2 separate regions of the Homo sapiens genome follow, and region 2 is linked to region 1. A link is a loop called in an ENCODE intact Hi-C map of the cell type or tissue named here. Cell type or tissue: MCF 10A. All regions are shown on one strand. Links, peaks and the distances in the headings refer to the core of each region. The heading gives the core; the rest is flanking DNA. Region 1 overlaps PLCL1 (phospholipase C like 1 (inactive)). Region 2 overlaps PLCL1 (phospholipase C like 1 (inactive)).

Region 1 (9,608 bases), core at 442-8,441:
CACTTAAAAGAAGTCCAGAGATAGACGGTCTAGCACCGGTACATCTGCTTCCTGAAATGACCAGCAACTTAGGCTCCATTTAAACTCTTCAATCTGCCATTCTCAGCACGAGTTCTATCCTCAAAGTGGATGTTGGAGCTCCAAGCCATCTTCCTCATTCCAGACAGCTGGAAGAAAGATGGGGCATAGGGCAAAAAGTTTAGCTCCCAGTTGAGTTCTCTCTCTTTTAGTTGTCCTAGAAGTCCTGTACAATACTTCCATTTTGTTTCTTATTGGCTAGAATTTAGCAATATAACCTCACGTAGCAACAGAAGGAGGCTGGGAAATGTAGTCTTTTAGCTGGAATAAAAATGGGGATTGGTTACTAAGGAAGAAGTGGAAAGTGATTTTGGCTGTCAGCCAGGAATCTCAGACACGATGTTCTCAACAAAACTCTTCATGGCCCCTCTCCTTAGCAAATTCTATCACTATCCACCAGATAGATAGCTCACTCTGAAAATTTGAGGTTCATTCACCAATCCTTTTTTCCCTTCATTCCCCATATGCAAATTAGCAGCAATCCCACAATTCTAAAATACATCCTGAAATCGGAACCCTCTATCACTACTATTAAATCCACAATTTAAATCACCATCATCTCTTATCTGGATTCTTTCAGTTACCTCCTGATTAATTCCCTGCTTCTTGTGTTGCTTTCCACAGATCACTGCCTGCATAGCAAACAGAATGATTTCCTAAAAAAAAAAAATTGAGACTGTATTGTTCCCTTGCTTAAAGCCCTCCAACAGCTTCCCATTGCAATAAAAATAAATGTCACCTTCTTATTTGGCCTATAAGGCCTGACGTGGTTTGGCTCCTGCCTCTGTAAACTCATCATCTACCCCTTGTCCCCAGGTTCTCATGCTCCAGCCACAGTGGCTACCTTCCTGTCCCGCGAATGTACCCAGTATATACTACCTCAGACTTTTGCTCTGGAACATTCGTTCTCATTTTTGCATGGCTAACCCTTTCTGAATTAGTCAGGGTTCTCCATAGAAAGATAATCAATTGGTTTTTTATATTTTTAAGGAGATTTTATTATGGAGAATTAGCATATGCAAATATGGAGACCACAATGTGCCATCTACAAGCTGGAGACCCAAGACAGCTGGTGGTGTAATTCAGTCTGAGTCCGAAGGCTGAGAGCCAGAGGAACTGATGGTGTGAATCCCAGTCTGAAGGCAAGGGAAGATGAAATGAGATTTCCCAGCTCAAGTGGTGAGACAAGAAACAGAGAAGGGGGGACAAATTCCTCTTTCTTCCATGTTTTGTTCTATTCAAAATGGATTGGCTGATGCCCACAGTGGGGAGGGCAATATGTTTTACCGAGTCCACTGATTCCAATGCTAATCTCATCCGGAAACCCTCACAAACACACCCAGAAACGATGTTTAATCTGGACATCCCATGCAAGGTCCCGTCAAGTTGACACAAAAATTAACCATCACACTTTCCCGCAGTTTGGGTTTCAGCTCAAACATTTTTCCCTCAGATAGGCCTTCTCTGACCATCTTTCTAACTTCATGTCCAAGACATCCTTTGTTTCGCTATCTAATTATATTTGATTCAGGGCTTGACATGTGCTTCCACCCTGCTCCTCTAAATAGACAAAAATTTTGGCCATGTGCTGAATTGACCACGGTGTGGAGGAAGACATATTCTCCTGCATCATCAGTGGGGAATGCATGCATTGGCTAAAAACCTCTTTAGAGGGCACTTGTACAGTATCCATTAGAACTAAAACTATAGCTTCATGAGGGAAAGAGACTATGGCCATAGTAGGAGTTCAGTAACTTGTTGAAAGAATGGTGAATTTGAAGATTAAATCACAGAGTATCTGATTCCAGTTCTTTTTAACTTCCTTTTTTTCTCCATAGCTTTCATCCCATATTTAAAATGTCCTCTGCTAAGATGCCAACACATATCCTTTAAAGTAAAATTCCTAGCTGGGAGCAGTGGCTCACGCCTGTAATCCCAGCATTTTGGGAGGCTGAGGCGGGCGGATCACTTGAGGTTAGGAGTTCAAGACCAGCTTGACCAATATGGTGAAACCTTGTCTCTACTAAAAATACAAAAATTAGCTGGGTGTGGTGGTACGTGCCTGTAGTCCCAGTTACTCAGGAGGCTGAGGCAGGAGAATTGCTTGAACCCGGGAGGTGGAGGTTGCAGTGAGCCGAGGTCACACCATTGCACTCCAGCCTGGGCAACAGAATGAGACTCTGTCTCAAAAAAAAAAAAAAAAAAAAAAAAAAAAAAAAAAAAAAAAAGTAAAATTCTTCAAATAGGTGCATCCCAGTTCCTGGGGGCAAGGCCTCAAAATAAACCTAGTGCATCTCCCTGGATTGTCAGTTTATTTGAAGGTTTGTGGAAAAAAAAATTATCAGATTGTCAGTTTATTTGAAGGTTTGTGGAAAAAAAAATTATCAGAAAGAGTATGGACATATTAAAAATGTGAGGGCCTTTCGATCTACTTTCTAGGTCCCTGGGGGAACAAGCTCAGTGTCTTTGACACTAAGGGCTATTTGATGAAGTTTGAAAAGCACCATTTAAAGGTCTTAGCTCTTGGGTGGATATTTGCATTTTGATAGAGAATTCTTCAATCCATCATAAAGTTTTCTTTTGAGGAATTATGCTTACTGGGTTTAGCTCGGGGCAGTAGGTGCTGGATCAATCAAAAGTCTTCCCGAAATGCTAGTGATAAAGCAATATCCAGGAAGCCTTAGGTTTTTATATTCTGTTATTCTCTTCAGTTTGCAAGCTGCTTTAACATACATTATTTTATCTAATTGGCTCCTCACATCAACCAAGTTGAGTATAGCCATGCAAAGAATTAAACACTTCAAACAATATTACATTTTAAAATAACTTAAATGTAATTCCCTAGAGACCTGCATCCTTAGTTCCATTCTCTAAAGGGGAATTTCTTGCGTATCTTTCCAGACATATTTTATTAAGCATATACCATCTCAGATCTTTGGGTGTGATCTCCATGTATATTTTTCATAGGCAAATGAGGAGTAAACTACAATATATTCTGCTTTTTAAAAAAAGCATACTGTTTTACATTGGAGTGTAGTGTTTTATTGTATGAAGTACCCCAAATTCAGTTAATTCTGAGGGAGGGGAGACATTTGAGTTGTCTTCAGTATTTTGCTGTAATAGCTGATGCTCTTAGGAACATCTTTTACAAGATGATCATTTTTTTCTTTGCTCACATAAATAAAATAAATAACAAATTCCAAGGAGAGGAATTGCTGTGTTTAAGGCTGTGTTTAGTTCTGCTAAATATTGTAAAATCGCCCTCAAAAAACTTTTAACACATGCACTCCCCACTGATGGTATATGAGAGTAACTTTTTCCTATACCATGGTCAATTCGGTATATGAAAAATTTTGATCTTATTTTAAAATATTGTTGATTTGTATAAATTTCAGAGGTACAAGCACAGTTATGTTACATGAATATATTGGTAATCGTGAAATCTGGGCTTTTAGTGTAGCCATCACCCATACTTTGTACCCATTAAGTAATTTCTCATGCCTCATTCCCTCCCACCATTCCGAGTCTCCAGTGTCTATTATTTCATACTCTATGTACAAGCACATGAACAATTTAAAAAGTTTTGTTAATAAGATAGGGAAAAGGCCTGGCTCAGTTGCTCATGCCTGTAATTCCAGCACTTTGGGAGGCTGAGGATCACTTGAGCTCAGGAGTTCGAGACCAGCCTGGGCAACATAGTGAGACCCTGTCTCTACCAAAAATTAAGTGCGGTGGTGTGTGGCTCTGGTCCCAGGTACTTGGGAGGCTGAAGTAGGGGGATTGTTTGAGCCTGGAAGGTTGAAGCTGCAGTGAGCTGTGATTGTGCCACTGGACTCTAGCCTGGGCGACAGTGAGACACTGTCTGAAAAAAAAAAAGGAAAAAATCTTATTTTTACTAGCGGTCATTTAATTGAGATTGAGCATTTTCCCCCCAAGTGTTTCAAAGCTATTAGCAATAATTTTTTTTGTGTGTAAACTCTCTGGTTGTATTTCTCACCTAACTTCATTGAATTGTTGGTCTTTTTCTTTTCTTTTTTTTAATTTGTAAAGATTCCTCATATGTTAAAGATAGGTAATTAACCCTTTCTGCCATATGTGTTTCAAATATTTGTTCCCAGTTAATTGTTATGGTGTTTATGAGCAACCGTCTACATTAAATTAGGTGAAAGTGGGCTTCATTAGAAACATTAAGGGCTTATGAACTGGCAGAACAGCATGGAGAGAGAGCAAGAAATTGAGAGAAAAGGTCAGAGGTTGAGTCATGGAGCTGGGGCTTTCTAGCTTTATGATCCTGGACAATCACTTAATGTCAGGAGACCTCAGTTTCCTCAACTATAGAGTGAGGATAATTACAATACTTCCTCATAGAGTCATAAAGATTTAGTGACATCATGCATGTTAAAGTGCTCTATACATAAGACTAAGTGAATATTAGTTTTTATTACTGAACTATCTTGCATATTGGAATACAATACTTCAGGAAATAGAAATTTCTGTCTTCAATTATTTTTTGAAAGACAAAACTAATTTTTATATTTCAGATGTTTTTCTGCTGTTAGCATATCTCATGATTCCTGCTGATTCCATAATTAAGGAAGACAAATTTCTTTCTAATATTGGAATTAGAAATAAAAGATATGATTATTAAATGCTAATGAGTAATAAAGGATTATATGATACTAGTATTGAAAAGTAAATTAATTATATTAAAATGATAAGGCTAAATCTTATTTCCTTTTTCAAAATGTCAGTGGAAAAATTTGCTAAAATGCAGTTCTTTTATTTGCAGTTTTTTTAGATCATAAAAATAGAATGTTTTCAGTTTTGTATATGTGTAAAGTGAATGTGTAGAATTAGAGCTTTAAAAATTTTTGATCTGGAAACAACCTAGACATCATCTAGCCCCGGGCTTGTTTTTACAGATGAGGAAGTGAGAAATTCCGAGAAGCATAGTGACTAGTGAGTCATGTGGCCATTGCAGAACAAAAGGGAAGAAATTTTCTGTCTCCTGTCTCCCAGTGTAGGGCCCCTTTCACTGTCCTATGTCATTTGGATGCATAGGTTGCATTTCTGCTACATGTTTGGGGTTTATGACACTAGCTATACTCCTTAAACTTGTTAAATGAACAGCCATGGTTTTCTAGCCTAGAGGGAAATAAGTTGTACTCAAACTCTGCTCTTTTGGAGATATGATTTTGAGCTGCTTTAACCAAAAAAAAACAGGCTTTAAAAGCTCTTCCTATACTTCTGCTTACACTGAGTTTTAATATTCTGTCAAACATTTTAAACTTTTTTCTCCGATTTACTTCAGGTTTTCATAGAGTAAGGACATTTTAGAAGAACCCAAGAAGCAAATATGTTCAAGTTTTTAGGCTACACCAACACACATTTTTTCTGTTGATATTCAAGCATAATATATATTTAAAGCATTCAAAGTTGATCCAAACTATAATAAAATCCTAGCATGGCTAGCAAATTTATTTCAGTTTTTTTTTCTTGCAAATCTTAGTTTTGTTTGTGTTTTAGGCTAAATGTTAAAATTAAGGAAATAAATACCAATAAATTGACATGTTCTTCCTGTGGTTGGTGTGATTTTAATTTTAATTTATTTTTCTTTAAGCTATCTTGAGTTCATGTAAAATATTAATTGAAATGAAAGTTGCTTGTAGGTTTCTTATATAGTATAAGAAAAAAGACTAGAGATATCCCTCCACCTCCCCATTCATCTTTCTTATAGCAGAAGCAGTGCCCCAATTTGGTGATAGTAAGAGAAGGTCATTGACATCAGCTTGCATACGCAGCTTTGGTATCATGCTAAATAGAATAAGACAGTATTTAATAAATTCATCTTGGACAGTGAACACTTTGAAAGGTGAGAGAAGAGCCAACAGGGAAGGTGAAATGAGTTTGGAAGCTGATTTTCACAACTGAAAAAATTGACAACAGATAGTTTCTTTATGCTGAAACTAATTGGTATTGTCAAAATTGAGCTATATCATTTCCACTGGAAGCCACAGTTCTTATTAGAAAAGTGTTATGAGATAAGATATTTAAGGCTATTTAAATATTCGTATGAATCCCAGACAGTAGGAGGAACAGTTGTGAGAGCCAGTTGCTAAGGACAACCCATTTCCTACTTTCTTCTTCTCCCTCTTAGCAGCAACACCAACCTTTGGATCACTGCCAACCTTTGGAAATCCCTGTCCTTGGAAGGAGAATAAATGAAGCCATCATTTACTGTAACAGCATTTATTCCCTAAGCATTTAAAATGGGAAAAGCTTTAAAATGTAAAAAAGATATACATGCTTATTATACAAAATTCAAATTAAGAAATAAAGAAGAGAATAAATGTTATTCATAAACCTACCACCCAGAGATAACCACCGTTAACATTTTGGTGTATATTCTCCAGGATCATTATAGACTTATGCTGCAATTGGCTTTTTTATTTTTTTGCTATATATATATATATATATACACACACACATATACGTATATATGCATATGTACGTATATATGTATACGTATGTATATATACATATATACACATATATATGTATATATGTATATATATATTTGCTATATATGTGTATATATACATATATGCATATATATATGCACGCATATATATGTGTATATATACATATATGCATATATATATGCACGCATATATATGTGTATCTATATATCCTGGGTATCCTTCCAATCAATAAATAATCAATGTCATTTTTAATGAATGCATATTCCACTGGATGGTTGTACTGTAATTAATTTAGGTAGATTCCAAAGGATAGAGTTTTAGGTTGCTTCAAAAGTTTTTTTTTTTTACTTAGTATAAGTAATGCTATAGTAAATCAGCAACTATTGAACACCTACTCTGTCAAGGATGTGCTAGGTGTTGGAGATACAGAGATACATAGCATGCATCTCCTACATTTAGGTACTGAAAGAGGAAACAGGCATGGAAACATGTAATTGCAATACTGTGTGAGGTGGACAACAACAGAGCCACATATAGGCCCATGTTCACACTAAGGATGGAGTGACCCCTTCTGTGTGGTTACACTGAGAAATTTGACCAAGGATGAGACAGTCTTAAAGCATAAGCAGTTGTTTCCCAAGAATCACCTGGGAGAGTGATTAAGATTGCTCCATCCCAGTTCTGTCTCCCAGAGAGCATGATTCAGAAGGTCAAGGGTGGGGCCTCAGGTGGTCCTGTTGTTGCAGGTGACCTGCTCTTGACACTTTGAGAAACAGACATTGGGCGTGTGAAGGGGCTAAGGTGGAATTGGAAAGGGGATTATTGCCAGATACTGGAGGAGCTTGACTGTCATACTGAGGGCTTTAGATTTTTTTTTTTTTTTTGATAGGTGAAGTCATTGAAGGTTTTGAATGTCATGATTAGAACTGTGTTTGAGATAAGCTAATCTGACAGGGAGAGTATTATGGAAATGTTTTCCCAGCTTCTTGTGCAGAGGTAATACATTTTTGTTTTGCTGGTTATTTTTATCAACAATAAATCAAACTAAGTGCTGGCCGGGCAGTGTTCAGTGCTTCCCAAACTTGAATGTGCTTATGAATTACCTGGAATCTTGTGAAAATATACATTCCTACTTGATAGTTCAGGGTTAGGATCTGAGATTCTGCCTTTCTAACAAGCTCCTAAATGATGTTGAGGGCCCTAATCTGTGCACTACACAGGAGTAGATGTGCCAAAGGAGGGTTTTTGATTAAATGAGAATTTCCACTTTATTCTTTACACGTGAGTGTGCTTTATGATCTTAAGACTTCAGGAAGCTCACTTTGCGATCTGTTATGGTAATATCCCTAACAAAGTTCTACTTCCGTTGACCCCTTTCTCTGTGCAAATAACATCCTGTTTACTCACGATTTACTATGTGAAAGCTTCAATGCAGAGCCAACCAATACATACATAACTCAGAGCCAATTTTCTAGTTAAGTCTTAAGTGTTTTCATAAAACTGAAAAATGCGGCTGGGTGCGGTGGCAGGTAAGGGAATAGGTGGAGAGAAAGGGAAGGGCCTAGGGAGGAGAACGTGAGAACTCCAAAGGAAACAGTAATGCTGTGCTTCCTAAACTGACTGTCTGATCCTAACTGACTGTCTGATTCCTAAACTGAGTGTCTGATCCTAAATTGAATGCCTGGTTTGGAGTCCAGTGTGTTTTCATCTCAGCATGCAAATTTAAACCCAAAGAAAGTTAGGTGCTTAAATGCTCTAGGGTAGCTGGGCTTTAAGTGGCTACTTATCATAGTGTTTATTTGAATGTTAGAGAAATAGCTTCAAGCAACAGAAGGCTTGACTTAGAGTGGTTTAAACAAATAGGGATTTAATGTTTTTGTATAATTAGAAGCTGGCGGTAGACAGATGTTTGTTTTGTTGTTCTTCTTTGTACCTTTGTACCTTTCACATATCTAATGAGTATTTATGTAATTAATAACTAAAACAATGTTTAAAGATTGTTTTTGGACCAGGTATGGTGGCTCACACCTGTAATCCCAGCACTTTGGGAGGCTGAGGTGGGCGGATCACGAGGTCAGGAGTTCGAGATCAGCCTGATCAACATGGTGAAACCCTGTCTCTACTAAAAATACAAAAATTAGCTGGGTGTGTGGTGGCACGCGCCTGTAGTCCCAGCTACTCAGGAGGCTGAGGCAGGAGAATCGCTTGAACCCGGGAGGGGAAGGTTGGAGTGAGCTGAGATCGCGCCACTGCACTCCAGCCTGGGCAAGAGACCATCTCAAAACAAAACAAAAAACAACAAAAAAACCTGAAAAACGCTTTTGAGTAGGAGGAACTTTCACAGAATAAGAGGTTTGAAGTTAGTTAACTGTATTGAGTTACAAAGCCACCATTGCTTATTTCTTGGTATAGTTGTTCCTTAATCAAATTTCTTAATCAGATATAACCAACAGATGAATTATAAAGCAGAATTTGGAATATCTGTAACTTTAGAGTACCTCTTTTGTCTGCCTTCACTACATATATACTGTCTCTTATTAGATTTGAACCTTTTTGCTTCAAAGTAGATTCTGTGTGTTGGCTAGAAAGCATAAATATCCTTTAGGGAAGAATACTTAAAAAACCAGTATCTTGTGTAGTGTTCTTGAGTAAATTCAGTGCCATAGTATATTTGTTGTCAGATTTGGGAGTGAGATAGGTGGCAACTAAATATATATACAGGGAGCATAATACATTCAAGGAGTATACAACTTTTACATTCCTATAGCACGTTAGGGTTTATTCAAAGTGAGGTCCTTCATTTGACCCTCAGAACAGTCATGTGAAATAGGCAGCACAGGCATCATTACAAATGTGACTTTACAAATGTGAGAAGGCTGAGGCTCAGAGAAGTGAAATGATTTGGCTAAGGTCAAAAGCAAGTCACAGTGAATGCCTGGTCTGGAGTCCGGTGTGTTTTCATCTCAGCATGCAAATTTAAACCCAAAGAAAGTTAGGTGCTTAAATGCTCTAGGGTAGCTGGGCTTTACGTGGCTACTTACCATAGTG
Region 2 (9,608 bases), core at 974-8,973, 84 kb after region 1:
GAAGTGCAGTGGCATAATCTCAGCTCACTGCAACCTCCGCCTCTCAGGTTCAAGCAATTCTCCTGCCTCAGCCTCCAGGATAGCTGGGATTATAGGCACGTGCCACCACGCCCAGCTAATTTTTGTATTTTTAGTAGAGATGGGGTTTCACCATGTTGGCCAGGCTGTTCTCTTTCTGATCACTTATTGATAATCTTGACCTAAATTTAGAAGTAACTTGGGTATCACTAGATACATATGGGCAACTGGAATGCATTCTAAACTGAGTAATTAGAATTGAAATAATCTGCTCAAAAGTAGGAACACTGCTTTCCATTTTATATTTCTTTATTTACTTTGGGGGTTTCTTTAGTGACTCTTCCAGGACTTGTATGTGGGTTCATTATTTACTTGACAGTTAAAAAGTTGGTCAGAAAAGTTATGTCTGCCTCCTAGTCATAAATGAAAAGGTAAGAAATCCAGAGGAAAAAATTACATATTCTCTCTTAGTTTATTTTTATTATCAATAAAATGTCAGTGCCCTTTAAATGCTGAACTTTATCATGCATATGAACTTTGAATTATTTTTGTTCAGAAGAGAGAAACATGGAAAGAAATTATATGCTCCCTCATATAACTCAAAGGCCTGATCCATCAAAGCTAGAAAAGTTATTGTCATCTTGGGTGACTTTTGATTTCTCCCTTGTTCTTGTAAGGCCTACTCTCTTCCACTCACCAATATCTTCTAGTAGCTTCCCCCTGGTGATGTGTGGCTGGCTGAGTAGCTTCTTGAGAACATAGCCATTATTGAGCTTAATTGTCTTTCACTTATTATTCTAGTGACATTCTATTACCTCAAGATAACATACAAGTCTAATTTACCTAAGTGGATACTGCTTTTGTGTGTTACATTATGCTTTAGAATTTCAAGGTTCTGAAATTATTTTATGCTTTTTAGGAATCCAAAAATTAAGCTGTTTTCTGTTATTTTCTTTAATCTTCACTAGTAAATGAGATTAACATGCATGGAAATCTGGCCTTGGGAGAACTAAACCCAAGTGGTCACATAAAACCCAGGAACTATGTCAGCCTTAAAAGGCCAATCCATCATTCCTAGCAAGGTGAATGTACCACACAGAATTATCAGAGATCCCCCCTTACAAAATGGTAATAACAAAAATATTTGTCATTTTTGGGGTACTTTCTAGGTTTCCTTATAAAATGATAATAACAAAAGTATTCATCATTTTTGGGGTACTTTCTAGGTTTCCAACTCTTTAGAGATATTATTCTAAGGCAATTAACTGGGAAAATAGAAATAGTTAAAAATCACTTTCTTTGCATTGAAGGGCTTCCAGTATACCATGGTGCTAACTTAATTCTCCAGTTTTAGTTTCCATTCCTCTATAAAAAATTATTTTATCTAATCAGAATGGTCTGTTTCTCAACAAAGCAGTCTCTCAATACCAGTACAGGATGCTGATTAGGAAATTAAAATTGTTCTTCTGGAGACTATCTTTGGTTTTTCACTGAATTTCTTATTCTACTGGACGTTTTCAGAACATAGTGCAGGTATTAGTCACTGCAGATTACTCCCCTTACCCCTCTTCTGAGATCTTAGAATGTTCTGGATGATCTGATGGCTGGTTCAGAGATGGCTGTTTTATAAGTTAAGAGTAATTCATTTAAAACAGGGTCCCCAACCCCCAGACCACGGTCTGGTTAGGAACCGGGCCACACAGCAGGAGGTGAGCTACAGGTGAGTGAACACTATCGCCTGAGCAGTCCACCTCCTGTCAGATCAGTGGCAACATTAGATTTTCATAGGAGTGGTAACTATTTGTGAACTGCATATGCAAGGGATCTAGATTGTGTGTGCCTTATGAGAGTCTAATGCCTGATGATCTGAAGTGGAAGAGTTTCATCCTGAAACAACCTCCCACTCTGGTCCATGGAAAAATTATCTTCCATGAAACTAGTTCCTGGTACCAAAAAGTTTGGCGACCACTGATTTAAAAGGACAATTTACACAAAATCACCCTCAAAGTGCATGTGTGAGTCTAGCATATGTTGTAGTGTACATTTTTTATAGGGTGTGCATAGTGGCAATATGTCCTCTATAATAGAGTTGAGATATCTGCTTTCTCAAGGCTAGACTCTGAGTTAATTAGGTGGAGTGATCCTCCTGATGTGTAAGACAGTTCCAGGCAAGTGCTATTTATGCCTGCTTCTCCATTGGTGCCAGCAGTAACTTGACTCTCCCCTTAACTCCCTAAGCCTTTTATCTCTCTCTTACTGAGAGCTTTCATCACCTCCATCCTGTGTTGTAGATCTAGCTATCTACTCTTTTTCTCCCTTCTTGTTTTTCACATTGCTTGACTCATAATGTTTGCTTAATACATATGGTAATCATTGATATTGTACAGCAAATATTTCCAGCTCTCAGTCTTCTGAGCAGATGATAAGATTGTACTTTCCACCATCTTTGGCCAAATGACTCACTTTGACCAAAGAAATGTGATCAGAAGTGATGCAAATTATTTTCAGGTGAAATCATTTAATAGCCACTGCTCAACTCCTACTTTTCCTTCCTATTCACTGTGATGGTATGTAGAGATGAAGTCTGAGTCCCTGAATGACTGCAATGTCCAGAGTCTCCTGCTGACCTGCAAAGTGCATGTAGTTTAAACTAGAAATATACTTTTGATTCTTTGAGCCATTGAGATTTTGGGGTGGTTTGTATACAGCATAACCTGACTTATTCTGACAAATGCACTGGACCTGTACTTTCCAATATGATAGCCACCAGCTATATGTGGCTATTGAGCCCCTGAAGTATGGCATCTTATTTCATTTTCTGTTGCTGTAACGGAATACTCAAGACCGAGTAATTTATAGAGAAAAGAAATTTATTTCTCACATTTCTGGAGGCTGGAAAGTCCAAGAGGATGGTACCAGCATCTGATAAGGGCCTTCTTGCTATGTTATCCTATGGTGGGAGGTAAGCAGGCAAGTGAGTGTGTGTAAAAAGAGAGAGCATGGGGGCCAGGCTCACTTAATAAAAACCTAGTCTTGCAATAACAAACCCACTCCCATGACAATAGCATTAATCCATTCATGAGAGTGCAGTCCCCATGACCTAATCACCTCTTAAAGGTGCCACCTCTTAATACTGTCACAATGGCAATTAAATCTCAATGAGAGTTTTGGAGTGAACATTCAAACCATAGCATGTGGCTAGTCCAAATGGAGATATACTATAAGTGTAAAACCCATGCTGAATTTTGAAGACTTAGTATGACAAAAAGTATGTGAACTATCTCAATAATTTTTGAATATTAGTTACATGTTGAAATAATATTTTGGATATATTAGGTTAAATAAAATATAGTATTACAATTTATTTTACCTGGTGCTTTTTACTTTTAAAAAGTTACACATGGTTTGCATTATCTTTCTGTTAGATAGTGCTGCACTGAACTACAAGCTTATTGAAGACAAGAGTTGTATCCGTTTTACCTTTTTTTCCCCCACAACATCCAACAGTGTCTGGGATATGAGATATGCAACATTAATGTAGGTTTAATGAACAAACTGTGTCTCCATTTATATGTAGTTTAACATTTAACAAATAATGCCGTTCTCAACATGAAGTTTGTTTGTATTTTTGTGTTTAATAATTCCTTCTTGTAATTCCGTTAGCTAAAGAATAACTCAAATCTTTTTCAATCATCAGATAATTGAATATCATATTGTGATGTTATGTTTATGCTATAATAAGAAGGCTGGGGTTATGCCCATTAAATACTTCTCCTGATGAAATTTTTTAGCAAGGTCACTCCTTATGGCTAACATTTTCTTATCTTTGTAAAAATAACAAAGAAGTCCCTGTTTGTTCAGTCATAGTTGTGACTTTTATTTCTTTTCCAATATCTGCCACTTAGGATATTTATTAAATTAGGCCCCTTTGCATGGGGCCTTGTGCTACAAACCAAAAGGAAACAGAAAAAGAGAAATGGAGCTGCCATGAAGTCCTTCTGCAGCATCAGCTGTGGGGACTGCACATGTGAGGAAGCAGTTCTTTGGATTTTTAGATGAGTGAGACAGAAAGTAAAATAGGTGGTAAAAAGAGTCACTGAAAGGAACAACATACCTTAACAAATAAAGGGTGGGGGAAACACAAAGTACCAAATAGGCTGGAAAACATCTTAAGCACTTAATAAATTATAGCTATTGCCATGAAAGTGTACGAACCCAGAAGGAGTTATGGACGGATGCATACTAGGCTGTTCCATTGGCTAAGGAGCGGCAGGGGAGGTGACACAGGGGAAGGGGAAGATAGATACTCTCATCAAAAGACCATAGAATTAGCAAAAACTTGTCCACAAACCAACTTATATACTATTCCATGTGCATAAAATCACATATTATGTGTATGTGCATAGAAAGATATTACAACAGTGGTTACCAAACTGTAGTGATTCTTTCTCTGTATGGTGGCTGAATCTCAGGTGACTTTTACTTTCTTTGTTACACATTTTGAATTTTTCTCCAGATGAGCATGTATCATCTGTATACTCAGCAAATAATCTGATCTAGCATTTTTTCATTTATGGGTAACATCAGGACAAAGATTAAGAACCCAACCAAAAATTGTCTATATTATTTGCATTCTGTTGAATGCTAATTTTTAAAATAAAACTGTCAAATTATTATAAATATAAAAGTAATCAGAAGTATACTGCCAGTACATGCATTTTGGTTATCACAGAATATTTAAAATGTACATGTTTATAGGCCTAGTATCCTCCTCCCTGGGTTAGGCTCCAATTGATTTTCTAAATGACACAGGGAAGTAGCTGATTCAGGTCATGGTGGCATCTTATCTGAAAGTGAACATTTCTTCAGAAATAAAAAATGCTTTTGTAAGATTATAGAAGATTTGGGAATTATGCCATGAGGGCACATGCTGAGTAATATGTTTTTGAGGCAGGCTGCCAAGTTTCGTCAAAGAAAGGCAAGTACAGGGTTTGTTTTGCAATGTCTGGAAAACTTGGAACTCTAATTTCTTGGAAAATCTTTCCAAAATAAATTCAGTATGAAGGCATTCTACCTCAACAAATTACATGTAGCAAGAGGAAAGGAAAAACAAAGTGTAACAAGATGTGAGATGAGAAAAGGAGATTTTTTTTCCCCAAGAGATGCGACCTTGTTGAGTTCAATTACATGTCTGACAGCATCAGAGAAAACATCCTCGTAATGTTAATTTTACTCAAACTCCTGAGTGTGGGTAAAGTAAAGAAATTATCCTTCATCATCAGTTCACTTTTATCCATCTTTAAAAATGTACAAAATATAAGGTGTCATATATCCAAAAATATTCTGAATTGCTGGAGATCTTCAGCAAGCCGTTTACATTTTCTGGGTCCATTTTTCTCCTTTGTCTAATCTGGAGGGTTTAGATGTAAAAAGTGCTATGGTCTCTCCTAGGTTTAATTTTTTTAAGTAAAACAAATTATTATTTTTGACATATTCACATACTCTTTGATATATGTCAGCAAAATTTTTTCCTTATCAAGGTCTAATTTTTATATGGTGTGAAAAGCACTGTGGTTACTTCATAGACATGATCGAAAACTAGGACCTTCCCCATTGTCCCTTCCAGTTCTCCATACACTTTGAAGCCTTTGCATGGTTGTCAGAAGGGTTGTAGTGATTGATAAACAGGAAGAATCCAACTGACACAGGTTCTGTATCAATGAGATGGCTGTGCAGAGCAGGAGACAGCAATATTCTCCCCCTGGCAAGGATAAACTACCCTTGTCCTCAAGTCTTCTTGGAGCTGCCCTGCTGCTGGTGACTCTGCCTAATGAGGTGGGAGATCTGCTCAGGTTCTTTAAGAAACACAATCTGGGTCTTCATGAGGCGAGTCCCTACTGTTCCCAGAGGCTCTCAGCCACAGTAGTGCATGGAGGTATGAACTAAGAAGCTGTAGAAGGATACAAGTGCACTTTGCTTGGCGACTGCTTACCACCGTCTTTCCTTATGGGCTTGGGAGCTGGTGGAAACCAATTCAGCAGATTTTTGAGTGACTTTTGAATTGAAGGTGAATTCTAGGAGATCTGACTGTCCCAAGTAGGATGATACTTTAAGCCTTTCTGATGTGTTTACCATAATTCAATTGAAGAACATTTATGTATAGTTTATTCATGAATCCTACATTTATTGAGTGCCTGCCCTATGCCATTTTGGTGGGGAGAAGTATAAAAATAATAAAAAAGTATAATTTAGTACAGAATGACTAGGTACTAATTAAAATTGAGACAGACTCATAGAGGAGGTAACATTTCACTCTTAGTGAAAAGAAGAGCAAGCCATGAAAAGGTTTGATGTCAGGATATTCCAGGAGAGGGATTGGCAAGGGAATGGTGGGGAGGAGCTTCACATGTTCAGGGAAAAGGAAGAAGTCCAGTGTGGCCGGAGTACATGAGCAAAGGGGAGCATGACAGGAGTTGAGGTCAGGGAGGTGGGCAGGCGTGAGGTCAAGTGGGCCTTGCAGGCCATGGGGAAAAATTTGGATTTTATTGTAAGAGCAGTTAACCATTAGAGGGTTTAAACAAGAGAATGATAGGCCCTGATTTGTATACTCTTCTTGGTTCCTCTGGCTGCTAGGTGAAGAATGGATAGTGGAGGAGTAGAGAGAATAGGGAATTAGTTATCTAGTCATCCAACTGAGATGTGATGGTGACTCAGACAAGGTTAGTGGCAGTGGAGAAGGAGAGAAGTGTCATGGCTTTGGGATGTATTTCAGAGTAGAGCTCACAGGACTTGCTGATGGCTGCCTGTAAGAGAATAAGAAAAGGCATAAATCAAGGAGGATTCCTATGTGTTGGACTTGGAAAAACTGGGTGTATGGTAGGGCTATTTATGAGGAGGGAGAGACCTGGGGAGGAACTGGTTTGGAGACTTACCAAGAGTTCTGATTTTGCCATATTAAGTTTGGGTGGCCTAATAGATATTGAAGGAAAGATATCAGACAGGCAGCTTGAATTGCTATGGAAAGTCCTGGGCTGGAGATTTCAATTTGGGAACCATTGGCATGGATCTGATGTGAATTGTGAAAAGATAAGTAAAAGTTTAAACCAGTCCTGTAATTCATCTTGAGCATGTGCTACTTTCAGTCAGGAAAAAAAAGAAGCCCTCCTTTATGAAATGATATGGTAATTATTGCTTACTACTTAGAGTCTTTGTAGCAGTTGATTTTCAGGCAATTAGAATAACCACATCACTTTTATCTGATAATTAGAGCTAATTTGCAAGTACTGATGATAGGCTCATTCACTGAATAAACAAAATGCAGAGCACAAAGTTTGTTTCTACAGCCATATATGTGAAGTTCCTCTTCAGGTCTTTTGCACCACAGGGCTGCTGAATTAGTGCAGAGTTTAATTCAGAATTTTCACTCTTGTTCATTGCTAAGCTCATGGCTTTATTCTGTAATGGTATTGTGTACTTTGGGAAGAATGCCGTTGGGGGAAATTCTGACCCCTTCTCCCAATCTCAGCTGCGCTGTCAGAAGCTGTTTGCCCTGACAGGCCTGGGAGCTTGGAAGCTAGCTATAGTAAGAGTGATGCTTGGCCGGGCGCAGTGGCTCACGCCTGTAATCCCAGCACTTTGGGAGGCCGAGGCGGGTGGATCATGAGGTCAGGAGATCGAGACCATCCTGGCTAACAAGGTGAAACCCCGTCTCTACTAAAAATACAAAAAATTAGCCGGGCGCGGTGGCGGGCACCTGTAGTCCCAGCTACTCGGGAGGCTGAGGCAGGAGAATGGCGTGAACCCGGGAAGCGGAGCTTGCAGTGAGCCGAGATTGCGCCACTGCAGTCCGCAGTCCGGCCTGGGCGACAGAGCGAGACTCCATCTCAAAAAAAAAAAAAAAAAAAAAAAAAAAGAGTGATGCTTCACATTATTGAGTGTCCACGAAATGCTTATGACAATGCCAGTTGTTTTGCATAGATTATCTCTAAATTATATTAAAACCCCTGCAAGGTAGGTATTTTTATTTCCATTTTAATGATGAGGAAACAGAAGCTTAAGGTGACATGGCTAGTAAATTACAAAATCAGGCCTAGGGTCTGCTTGCTTCTGAAAGCATCTACAATTTTCATTCTGCCAGGCTGTTAAACTGCCAAAATTTGCCTTAGTTTATTCTTCCAGTCCTGCTTTCTCCTATCAACTCTTATGTCTTTCCAGCCAAAAACCCAATTGGCTATCATCTACATTTCTGTCTTTAAAAATCATCCCTAAGGGCCAGGCACCCCTGCAATCCCAGTACTTTGGGAGGCCTAGGTGGGAAGATTGCTTGAGGCCAGGAGTTCGAGACCAGTCTGTGCAACAGAGTGAGACCCCCCCATCTCTAAAAATACTTAAAAATTAGCTGGATGTGGTGGCACATGCCTATAGTTCCAGCTACTCAGGAGGCTGAGGCAGGAGGATTGCTTGAGCCCAGGTCATCAAGGCTGCAGTGAGCTATATTTGTGCCACTGAACTCCAGCCTGGCAGCCTGGGTAACACAGCGAGGCTCTTTTCACCCCCATCCAACAACAACAACAACGACAACAGAAAAAACAGAAAAAAGTCCCCTGAAGTATACACACCCCTACCCCGCCTCTTACGCCTCTGGTTTCTGTCTAAATATTTCAGCCCCATCCTCAAATTCATACCTTTCTTCTCCCCAACCATACCTTCCTAGTACACTCTAGGATTCTATTACTTACACAGACCTCTCATTCTTTAACTTTTCCCTTAATATTTCCCTACACTCTTGCCAAAACTCACTCTTGGCCTTATTCTAAATTACAAGTTCCTGAGCCACATTCTTCACTCGTCGTCATTTCTTTCAATTTTCTGGCTCTCAGAGTGAGGAGCAGGAGCCAGAGAATTTCCTGCTTCCCACCAGCACATCCAGTCTATTGCTTGTTCATTGCCTCTCAAGAACTTGTGTTGTGAATTCCACTCTATCCTGTGTACCACACTTCTTCCATCTTACATTCAACTCACACCTTCTGCTCACTTCTCAACCTAGAAGAGTCCACTTTTGCTGACTCTCTCTTTCTTCTATCATCTCATGGAAACTGCTAAACACTTTACCTGGTGTTCCAATCCCTGGCCTCAGAGATCTTTGGCCTGAGGACATTACGGAACTTTCCTTTCCTTTCCCTTTCCCTTCTCTTCCCTTTTTCTTTCTCAGAGTCTCACTCTGTCACCCAGGAGGGCGTGCAGTGGCATGAACTCGGCTCACTGCAACCTCTGCCTCCTGGATTCCAGTGATTCTCCTGCCTCAGCCTCCTGAGTAGCTGGGATTACAGGTGTGCACCACCATGCCTGGCTAATTTTTGTATTTTTAGTGGAGATGGGGTTCCACCATGTTGGCTGGGCTAGTCTCGAACTCCTGACCTCGTGATCCACCCACCTTGGCCTCCCAAAGTGCTGGGATTACAGGCATGAGCCACTGTGCCCGGCCAAAGAACTTTATTTCTAATTCACTCTTGCTCCTTATAGGCACAACCACACTTCAGACCTGCTTGACATTTGAAACTGCCCCTTATCTGAAATGATCTTCTCGGATG

Evidence for each region. Peaks named below come from ENCODE experiments on the same cell type or tissue, not always from the same donor. Only the 100,000 strongest peaks of a DNase experiment are listed, where the experiment ranks them.
Region 2: a loop joins it to region 1, with 2.0 times the contacts of the local background. A loop is called at or near these places in 2 of 110 quality-filtered maps.

The regions. Positions count from the first base shown.
Region 1 is chr2:197,884,147-197,893,754 of GRCh38, forward strand. The region is part of intron 1 of PLCL1 (phospholipase C like 1 (inactive)); the gene reads left to right. Among named protein-coding and RNA genes, the nearest start is that of PLCL1, 84 kb to the left of the region's middle. RefSeq lists enhancers at 4,861-4,950, 5,211-5,260, 9,417-9,466, 9,507-9,566. In MCF 10A, for the core only: no CTCF peak of the experiment used is centred there; a DNase peak (open chromatin) is centred at 5,025.
Region 2 is chr2:197,967,245-197,976,852 of GRCh38, forward strand. The region is part of intron 1 of PLCL1 (phospholipase C like 1 (inactive)); the gene reads left to right. Among named protein-coding and RNA genes, the nearest start is that of PLCL1, 170 kb to the left of the region's middle. In MCF 10A, for the core only: no CTCF peak of the experiment used is centred there; a DNase peak (open chromatin) is centred at 4,967.